Regions from separate parts of the Homo sapiens genome. Here region 1 is linked to region 2. Evidence: chromatin loops called from intact Hi-C (ENCODE). Cell type or tissue: left ventricle myocardium inferior. All regions are shown on one strand. Each heading gives the region's core, and the rest is flanking DNA. Links, peaks and the distances in the headings are about the cores only.

Region 1 (5,385 bases), core at 147-5,146, 1.2 Mb after region 2:
CAATACAAATATAATGCAACTTATGTAATTTTAAATGCTCTAGTAGCCATCTTTTAAAAATAAAATAGTAGAATTAATTTTAATAATGTATTTTATTTAGCCCAACATATCTAAAATATTTTCTTTTCTTTTTTTTTTTTTTTTTTTTTTTTTTTTGAGACGGAGTCTCGCTCTGCCGCCCAGGCTGGAGTGCAGTGGCACGATCTCAGCTCACTGCAAGCTCCGCCTCCCGGGTTCACGCCATTCTCCTGCCTCAGCCTCCCGAGTTGCTGGGACTACAGGCGCCTGCAACCACGCCCGGCTAATTTTTTGTAATTTTAGTAGAGATGGGGTTTCACTATGTTAGCCAGGACGGTCTCGATCTCCTGACCTCGTGATCCGCCCGCCTCGGCCTCCCAAAGTGCTGGGATTACAGGCATGAGCCACCGTGCCCGGCCTCTAAAATATTTTCAACATGTAATCAATACAAAACATTGTTCAGATATTTCATGTTCTTTTTTTCCCCACACTAACTCTGAAAATCAGTATGTGTTTTATATTTATAATACATTTCAGTTTTGGACTAGCTGAATTCCAAGGGCTCCAGAGCCACATGTGGCTGGGGGCTACTGGATTGGACAGCATAGCACTAAAGTAAGTCACTGCCATGCATAACAGTCTTTGCCCAGTGCCATTTTGTTTCCTAGATCCTCAAAGCCAAGTTTCCAAGGTTTCCAAACTGCTAACAAGATAACCTGAGGCTCCATGGTAATAAGAGGGAATTAGAAGAGTTAAGCCTCTCTACTCTTCCCTTTATTAACTGCCAAGCACCACACACACCCCACACACAATATGTTTGAAATATACAAGTTCCTCCCTCTTCTCCTAGAAACTTTTGTATTTCAATAGGAACTTAAACTTTTTTTTTTTTTTTTTGACAGAGCCTTGCTCTGTCACCCAGGCTGGAGTGCAGGCGGTGGCATAATCTTGGCTCACTGCAACCTCCACCTCCTCCCAGGTTCAAGTGATTTTCTTGCCTCAGCCTCCCGAGTATCTGTGACTACAGGCATGTGCAACCATGCCCAGCTAATTTTTGTATTTTTTAGTAGAGACGGGGTTTCACCATGTTGGCCAGGCTGGTCTCAAACTCCTGACCTCAGGTGATCTGCCTGCCTCAGCCTCCCAAAGTGCTGGGATTACAGGCATGAGCCACCATGCCTGGCCTGCATCTTCTTGAGTAGGGACAGTGCAGTGGCCAAGACAAGGGATAACTGCAGGATCTGGCCATTTAAGGATGACAGAGTTAGTGAATGTAATCACCTCAAGTGTTTCTTGGCTCTGAATTTAATTCAACAAGCATGTGTTGAGTACTTACCAAGTATCCTGCTAGACAGAGAAAACCCTGAAAATAGGGACCAGCTCTTCCTCATCTCCGTATGGCCAATGTCTCAACTGGTGAGTTTATACAATTTCAGCCAAAAGCAAAAGACAGTTGATGTTTTCTTTTTCTGTGCAGTTTTATTTCAGAGAAGTAAACATATGACATTTGAGAGACTTTCTCAAATGCTGAAATCCACTGGTGTACCTTTATGGCTCCCTTGGAACTCTCCTGGATGTGTGGGTGAGAACTATAGAATGAAGAACACAAGTCAACCTCCATTGTCTGGCAAAGGGAGAAACTGAAGTCACTACATCTTGGATATATCTATAAAGAGATGTTAACAATCAGGTACTTTTCATGGGGATAAGGGTAAGGAGTAGTCAGGCAATTCATATAATTTTAACAGAGTTTAGTCCACTTCACTTTTAAAGGCTCCAGGCAGAGCTCCAGGCTGCAGAAAAGGAAGACCACCAACAATCTCCAAGCAAGGGAACCTTCAGGGTTTTGTGGCCCAAATGGCCAAAGGGAATATTTGTACTCTTAGAAATGCATCTCAAGCTTTTAAGGCTTGCAAACTGCCAAACTCTGTGGATCATTTTGTAAACTACAAAATCACCAGCTTAAAAAAACAACATAATTTAGCCAGGTCAATCCATAAAGTATCCCACACAGTACTTATTACAGAGAAACCTTGAACAAAAAACTCCCTGGCCTGGGACATTTCCCAGGGAATCACAAACTTCTTTGGAAAACAGAAACGTCTGGTTGTCCCATACATGGCCCGTGTGAAGAGTGCCCAGTCAGGGATGGATGGTGTTCCAAAGGTTCCTGTGTAAGTCCATTGTTGGAAACCCTGAATGCATTTTATAAACAAATAAATTTTATAAATAAATAAATAGCTGGTCCCTATTTTCAGGGTTTTCTCTGTCTAGCAGGATACTTGGTAAGTACTCAACACGAGCTTGTTGAATTAAATTCAGAGCCAAGAAACACTTGAGGTGATTACATTCACTAATTCTGTCATCCTTCATAGAAACACTATTGTTGATTAGGCTCCCAGCCTATCCTGACAGTACTGATTAACCCAAAGTGCTGCTGAAATACAGTACTTTCATGATGAAATGTAGCAGGATGCTATGTCATTGCTAAGAATTAAGCACTAGAGGAAAACAAGTACATTAAAAAAGAGCTTGATACTCAGAATGAAAGCTGCATCAAGAGGGAGATCCTTTACATTGCCTGCCGCCTCATCCCCACAACAGGGAGCCTGTGACCCACAGCCCCTGCCCTATCAACCCACCAAATGAATTGGGTCTGTTGCCCTCTAAGTTCTCGCTGTCTTCCATGGGCTCTCTCAGAAGACTGAAGAAAGAATTTCTCCCCTAGTTTTTGCCACTGGCCACATGCAGTTCTCTCCTCAATACTGCCCCCTCCTGGGGAAGGGAGCTCCGTCCCCAAACTGTTGTCCTGGTTAAAGCTGCCTTCTTCCTAAACGAGGAGCAGAAGGCAATCCTCCTTAGAAAGACACCCAAAATAAAGAGGAGAAAAAGAAAGACCTTAAGTTATTTTTTAGGTGAATCTTTTCTCTGAATACAGTAAGGAGAAACCAAGAGGGTTGGTGTTGGTCCCTCACTTAGGGAGGAAAGCAGATTGGGGAAAGAATTAAAGAGAATTCCAACAATGAAACATTTATGAATACTAAATGTAATATTAATGAAATTGACACAATGATAAATTTTGTAGGGATTTAATAAATCTGTGTTAACTTTAGCGTTCTCTAGGTTTTATATATTGAAGGGAACAATTTTTCCAGATCTCGAACTTTTTAGCAGGCCCCAGAAAAGCTTTACTTACTTTTTTTGTTTGTTTGTTTGTTTTTATTTTGAGACAGGGTCTTGCTCTGTCACCCAGGCTGGAGTGCAGTGGTGTGCTGGCTAATTTTTAATTTTTTTGGAGAGGTGGGGTCTTGCTAGGTTGCCCAGCTTCCCAAAGAGCTTGCTCTCTCTCTCTCTCTCTCTCTCTCTCTCTCTCTCTCTCTTTCTTTCTTTCTTGAGACTGGGTCTCACTCTGTCACCCAGGCTGGAATGCAGTGACACAATTATGGCTCACTGCAGTCTTGACATTCCAGGCTCAAGTGATCCCTCCACCTCAGTTCCCCAAGTAGTTGGGACCACAGGCAGGCACCACCACACTTGGCTAATTTTTTAATTTTTTGTAGAGATGAGGTCTCCCTATGTTGCCCAGGCTGATCTCCAACTCCTGGGCTCAAGCGATTCTCCTGCCTCAGCCTCCCAAAATGCTGGTGTTACTGGCGTGAGCCACCACAACTGGCTCAGAAAAGCTTTAAAAGCTTAAAGAACTGTGCCTGTGGCCAAGTATTCCTAGCTTTCTGAGATACAGCATAATTATCAGAGGCACTGGTGGGTTTGTTTCTGGATTAATGTTAGCCTTAGGATGGATCCTGTCAAGAAATAACTTACTTTACAATTTTACAAATCTTGTTATCTGGAAGCACCGAATAAAATAGACTCGAAAACTGGCGTCTTATAGCAAAATTAAACTTTAGGCCTGTCCACCAGTTCTACTTTCAGGGATCTGTCTCAATAAATGTATACCAAAAAAGGTGTGCAAGGATATTCACTGCAGCACTGTTTATAATCTTGAAAACTTGGAAGCAACCCAAGTATCCGTCAGGAGGGGAATGATTAAATGACAAACATGTCTCTCTGCCATGGAATAGCATTCAGAAGTTTGAAAAGAAGTGGATTTATATTTACTAATGTGAAAACCTTTGAAGACAGATTTTTTTTTCTTTTTTTTTTTTTGAGACCAAGTCTCACTCTGTTGCCTAGGCTGGAGTATAGTGGCGTGATCTCAGCTCACTGCAACTTCTGCCTCCTGGGTTCAAGCGATCCTTGTGCCTCAGCCTCCTGAGAATCTAGGACTACAGGCATGCACCATCACACCCGGCTAATTTTTGTATTTTTAGTAGAGACACGGTTTCACCATGTTGGCCAGGCTGGTCTCAAACTCCTGACCTCAAGTGATCTGCCTGCCTCAGCCTCCCAAAGTGCTGGGATTACAGTTGTGAACCATCTAGCCCAGCCTAAAGACAGATTTTTAAGTGGAAAAAATGTTTCAAAATACCCTGAGCCCAAAGATAACCTATAAAACCATATCTTGTTTCTATATGAATATATATAATATTTTATAATATATTTATTTGTAACTACATAGAATAAAGACCGAAAAAAGAAAAAGATACTTTTCTTTTTTTTTTTTTTTTTTTTTGAGACTGAGTCTTGCTCTATCCCCCAGGCTGGAGTGCAGTGGTGCAATCTCAGCTCACTGCAACCTCCACCTCCCGGGTTCAAGCAATTCTCCTGCCTCAGCCTCCCGACTAGCTAGGATTATAGGCACCCACCACCACGCCCAGCTAATTTTTATATTTTTAGAAGAGATGGGGTTTCACCATGTTGGCCAGGCTGGTCTCGAACTCCTGACCTCAGGTGATCCATCCGCCTCGGCCTCCCAGAGTGCTAGGATTACAGGTTTGAGCCACTGTACCTGGCCAAAAAGATAGAAAGAGTGGATTTTTTAATTTTTCAAGGAGGGGGCTTGAAAAAGACAATACAGAAGGATACCAAGTAGACTTGAAAGGCCACTTTGTGCCTTTCCTTTATTTTTCAAGGAGTCTTTCAAGTCTACTTTGTGTCTTTCTGTATTCTCTGAGTTTTTTAAAAATAATTGGAAAGTATTTAGTTGAGTAATTTAAAAATTACATGCAAATCAGACCAGAAGCCTGATCACGTTATACACGTGGTTGGGGTAGGTCCAGGTTTGATCTTAAGTCTTGTCTCCTTTTGGGACTTGGCGAGTCTGAGCACGCCTTATGGGGTAGAATTGCTAGGAATCTAGTTTCAAGACGGATAAAGAGTCGCCTGGGAGAGGTTTAGTCCCAAGGGAAGAGAGAAGCAGGCACACATGTGTGGCCTACTAACCAAGCCTCAGTGGGTGGAAGAAGA
Region 2 (5,385 bases), core at 162-5,161:
GTGCATGACCCACCTGGTACCTTGCAGTGAGGTTAGGGTGAGGCAAGCTCCTGCGGAATTAGAAAATCTCAGGCCATAGTTTCATTCAGGCCTGGAGAAGGTTGTAACATCTTAATCCTCAACTAATTCCCGCTTTGCCAGAACGCTATAACCTATTTATAAAAGTACCCTTGTCAAGGATACTTTTGACCTTGTTCTATGAGAAATACACACATGCATCCATATATATGCATACAGAGTATGTGTAAGATATATATATAAATATAAATATATATAATATTTATAAAACATATGGATTACGTATGCCAGGGTTCTCCAGAGAAACAAAGCCAAAAGGATGTGTGTGTGAGTGTGTGTGTTGTGTATGTGTGTGGAGAGAAAGAGAGTGTGTGTAAGAAATATTTATTATAAGGAATTGGCTCATGCCGTTATGAATATTGGCATTTTCAAAATCTGCTGTAGAATTCAGGCCTTCAACTGATTAAATAAGACTCGGCCACATTATGGAGGTTAATCTGCTTCATTCAAAGTTTATTTAAAAAAAAAAACCTTTGCAGCTACATTTAGACTAATGTTTGACCAAACAAATGGGCACTGTGGCCTAACCAGGTTGATACAAAATCACAGACACTTTGCTTTACCTTCTTCCCATGTTCCCCCACAAAAAGGTGAATTCTGGCTTTGTGTTTGTAATTTTGTACTTATCTGCAACTTTAGACTAATTCTCAGAGTCTGAAAGAATAAAGATGTTTTCTAAGAATAAAAGCATTATTTGTATATTTGCTTCTAACCCTATATTAAATATCTAAACTGCATTAATTCATTAAATGCATCTTTTTACTCATACCCTTTTCTTTAAGTATTTCTTATGTGCTATCCCATTAACAATGGATACAGTAAGAATTATCCCTGTTTTGCTGGTGATGATCTGTCCAAGGTCCCTGGCTGGTGCACACTTTGCTGTCAAACGTTCTTGTTCTACCTCACAGCAGCTTTTGCTGATTCCAGCGTAAAGTTGCTTCTGTTTGTTCTCAACAGTTGTCCATCTCGCTGATGACTTATGAGGTATTTATTTTGCCTTGCATCTTTTGGAAACTTCTGAAATAGTCCTTATTTGTCAGTTTGCCAGTCCCTTGCCTACGGAGTAAATTTTAATGAATTTACTTGGGGAATTTAATGATGCCTTTATTTTTAAATTTTTTAATTTTTCTTGAGACACAGGGTCTCACTCTGTTGCCCAGGTTGGAGTGCAGTGGCACAATCATGACTCACTGCAGCCTTGACCTGGGCTCAAGCCATCCTCCCACCTTAGCCTCCCAAAGTGCTGTATTACAGGCATGAGCCACCACGCCTGGCCCTAATTATGCCTTCAGGAGAAATAAAGCCCATGCCCCAGATGAACATGGTTATTTATCTGAATACAGTATAAATGTAAATTGGGTGGTTAGATTTTGATGAATGGTATTTGAACTAAATGTTAGTAATGAGAAATAGGGATAGGCCCAGATGATTTGTGATATAGATGCCAATTCATATTTTATGATATCTATACAAAACAAGGAAATAACCAAGGTGGATGCCTTATTAGATCAGAATTGGGGAAATTAACTTTAACACGCAATGTGACCTTTGTACTGTAATCACCAATGTACTAAGCTAATCTGCATGAAGTCATGTTTTGGGAATTTGCTTATATTTATTCATCTTTTTGGTGGAAATAGCAATGATGGTATTAACAATTGGTATCTCAAACAAAACTGTACAGATATAGTCATGGCAGAGAACATGCTTTATGGTTTGATTTGTAAAAATGTTTTACATAATATTTTTCAGTGGAAATCTGAGTTAAAAATTAATTTTTAAAGGATACCTAAGGGACCTACATTTTAGAACTAAAATGCTGAAGGATCAACAAATAAATATGAATACCTATTAACTATAAAAGCAAGAGAAAAAACTTTTCTCTATAATAATCTACAGAAAAAAGCTCAAATATTCAGGAAGTCAAATGGGTATAGAAATGTTTACTTAAAATTTGAAACCTTATAATATATATTTTAACCAAATAGTATTTTTACAATTGGTATAATTTATGTAGACAAAGGAGAGATTGATTTCTATCGAGTGCTCGCTTGCATTTTTGAGGGATTGAATTAGAGATGCCGTGGGGTGAATGGCTCGCAAATTCCACGAAAAAAACCTATCCCAAAATGGACACAAGAGGGCGCCAAAGATGCAGTAGCTGATGGAGATTTAATGGACGAATACTCTGGCACTTACAAATGAAGCCATGTTTATTTTATTCTGGGTAATATATTATGCACCTGCTTGTTTTATTTTTTAGACTGATTCGTGTCAAATGACTTTCCAGAAATATGACATGTGTACTGGATCCAGGCAGAACTAATCTTTCAATGTAGAAGTAGTACTATTTTGTACAAACTATATTCCATGATATAATGAAGTTTTACTTTATTGTACTCACTCTAAAGAGAATTAAGAGAATGTAACAAGATGGCACATACTTTTTCAAGCATTTTGTCTCTGTAACTCACTAGGAAACAGTTTTTGATTATGGGATATTTACCACACACACACACACACACACACACACACACATACCCATACATACAAATTCCTTTGTTACAGGAAAAGAGTAGTGAGTTTTTGTCTAGAGGATTCAGGGACTAATTTAGGGCTGAGACTTCCAGAAAAAAGAGGACACAAAATGATAACTGAAGGAACTAGAGTTTGCCGTGCATGAGGAAGAACTAAGTCATTTTGGTCCTATAAATGTTTGGCTTATATGTTATTTTGCTAGGGCTGCTATAAAGAAATACTTTTGTCATCACAAAATAAGCCAAAATGGGTGGCTTAAACAATGCTATTTAAATAAATAGCATTTATCTTCCCACAGTTCTGGAGGCCAGAAGTGCAAGATCAAGGTGTCAGCAAGATTGGTTTCTCTTGAGGCCGCTCTCCGTGGCTTGTAGATGCCCATCTTCTTATGATACCCTCACGTGGTCTTTTCTCAGTGCGCACGGAATCCTGGCATGTCTTCACATGTCCAAATTTCCTCCTCTTATGAGGACACCAGGGAGATTGAATAAGGGCCTACCCTAAAGGCCTTATTTTAACTTAAACACTTCTTTAAAGGCTCTAACTCAGTGGTCTCCAACCTTTTTGGCACCAGGGACTGGTTCTGTGGCAGAAAATTTTTCCACAAATGGGTGGGGTGGGAGGGGATGGTTTGGGGATGATTCAAGCATATTACATTTATTGTGCACTTTATTTCTATTATTACATTGTAATATATAAAGAAATAATTATACAACTCACCATAACATAGAATCAGTGGGAGCCCTGAGCTTGTTTTCCTGCAAGTAGATGGTCCCATCTGGGGGGTGATGGGAGACAGTGACAGATCATCAGTCATTAGATTCTCAAAAGGAGCACACAACCTGGATCCCTCACATGCGCAGTTCACAATAGGGTTGGCACTCCTCTGAGAATCTAATGCTGCTGCTGATCTGACAGGAGGAGGAGCTCAGGCGGTAATGCAAACAATGGGGAGCCGCTGTAAATACAGATGACACTTTGCTAGCTGCTCACCTCCTGTTGTGCAGCTCGGTTCCTAACTGGCCACACACTGGTACTGGTCTGTGGTAGGGAGGGGTGGGAAGTGGTTTAGGGACCCCTGCTTTATCTCCACATATGGTCTTATTCTTAGATAATGAAGGTTAGCGCTTCAACAGATACATTTTGGGGAGACACAGTCCAATCCATAACATCTTGGTTCCTTGCTTGTGTAAGTTTAGAATGGTGGAGGGCAATGGGCTCTCTCTCTTTCTGAGTTTACTGACCAGCTTTCAGTGAAACAAGCTCTGTGCCCTGCACACATCAGGTACTCAATATACATTTGTTGAGTGGGTGAATTTCTGCCTGGAAAAGTGACACATTTTACTTTGCTTAGCCTTGCCTGATATCTTCAGCTGCCTGACAGGTAATAATTAACTGTTGAAAGAAAGGCATAAATACTTCCTTTTAAACATTGACATTATGTCCATCTGGTGAAAGAAAAGGATAGAAGCAAATAAAGAGAGTTCAGGAAATGCTAAAATTTCTTTGAAATAATTTCATTGAAAATTAACAAGTTGATTATTGTGAAAACAGATTCCAATTTACACATAATGGCCAATCATCTAGTTTTCCTGGCCTCTGATGAAACCCTTCCTACCTAGAGTGATCTGCTTTTTACCCCACCATAATGGTTATGGAGGGCTTCTTAGGTTAATTTGCCTTTCAGACTTCAACCGCTTAAAGATAATACATTTAACTCAATTATAAGCTGTCGCCCTGTTCACAGTGCAATTTCTTCTGCCCTGGCATCCCTGCCCCAACACTTCTGCTGCTGTGCCCACCCCTCACTTAGGCTGCAATAACTGAGTTCTTTGCAATCGGACAACTTGTACGGGGTCTGCAAAACTCTAGCACAGAGGCCGGCAGGGGCAGTTAAAAATCAGAGTCTCCCATTTTCAGAATTGCTCTATTTCAGGATGAATTTCTGGCCACAAGAAGACAAAGTGAGGTCTCCTGGGTTGACCAGCTGAAAGTGGGTCAGAAGGCTGGGCTCATGGGAGAGCTTCCACCTACACTGCCTTACAGGGGCCACTGGACACCAGGCACACGCTCACTTGTCTAGGCTCCAAGGGCCCGGCTTAAGGGACAGGAAGAAGTGAGGGACCCTAAACTTTGTCTTCACTTGCTATAATGTTCCCTCCCTTGAAGCATGTTTCTGTTTTTCCAAACAACTGGTTAATTATTGATTGATTTTCTAAATCTCACCCTCTTTAATTGGGAGCTGTGGGCTAAAATATAAGGCATTGAGTTGGATTTAATATAAATATCCCATCCTTCATGCATCTTCAACTTTCTCCTAACCCTTCAAAAAAAGATTGTTTCTTCCTCTTGTCTCTTGGACTTCCCTTTTTCAGGCTGCTGTGATAAAGTTCTTGATACTTTCTTTCTCAAAAGACTTTTAAAAAATCCTTTATGTTGGCAGGGAATTAACTCATGAATAAATGGATAATAATACCGGCTGACATTTTTGGAGCGTTGACTATTTGGCAGGCACAAAGCCGAGGGATTTGCTCGCATTATCTCACTTGATCCTCTCAACAGCTTTGTGATAAAGCCCACTTCACAAACGAAGAAACTAAAGCTGAGAGAGTTAAGTAGCTCGTCCTAGGTCATGGGATTAGGAAGCAGAAATATTCAATTCTCAAGTTCAGGAGAAAGGAAGGAAAGTCCGTGACTCTGAAACACACACAAAGGTGGAAGGTCCAAAGCTAATGTTTACTACTTTCGCTTAACAAGGGTGTGTAA

What was found. Hi-C counts contacts between places; a loop is a spot of excess contacts. Peaks named below come from ENCODE experiments on the same cell type or tissue, not always from the same donor. Only the 100,000 strongest peaks of a DNase experiment are listed, where the experiment ranks them.
Region 1: it touches region 2 in a loop (5-fold over the local background); 72 of 110 quality-filtered maps call a loop at or near these places.

The regions. Positions count from the first base shown.
Region 1 is chr2:199,486,200-199,491,584 of GRCh38, forward strand. No RefSeq gene overlaps it. Among named protein-coding and RNA genes, the nearest start is that of SATB2-AS1, 21 kb to the left of the region's middle. In left ventricle myocardium inferior, for the core only: a CTCF peak has its summit at 2,794 (motif pointing left); no DNase peak of the experiment used is centred there; H3K27me3 peaks cover 4,683 bases.
Region 2 is chr2:198,307,641-198,313,025 of GRCh38, forward strand. All of the region lies in intron 2 of LINC01923 (long intergenic non-protein coding RNA 1923), which reads right to left. Among named protein-coding and RNA genes, the nearest start is that of LINC01923, 65 kb to the right of the region's middle. RefSeq lists a silencer at 2,065-2,359. In left ventricle myocardium inferior, for the core only: a CTCF peak has its summit at 2,215 (motif pointing right); no DNase peak of the experiment used is centred there; H3K27me3 peaks cover 1,821 bases.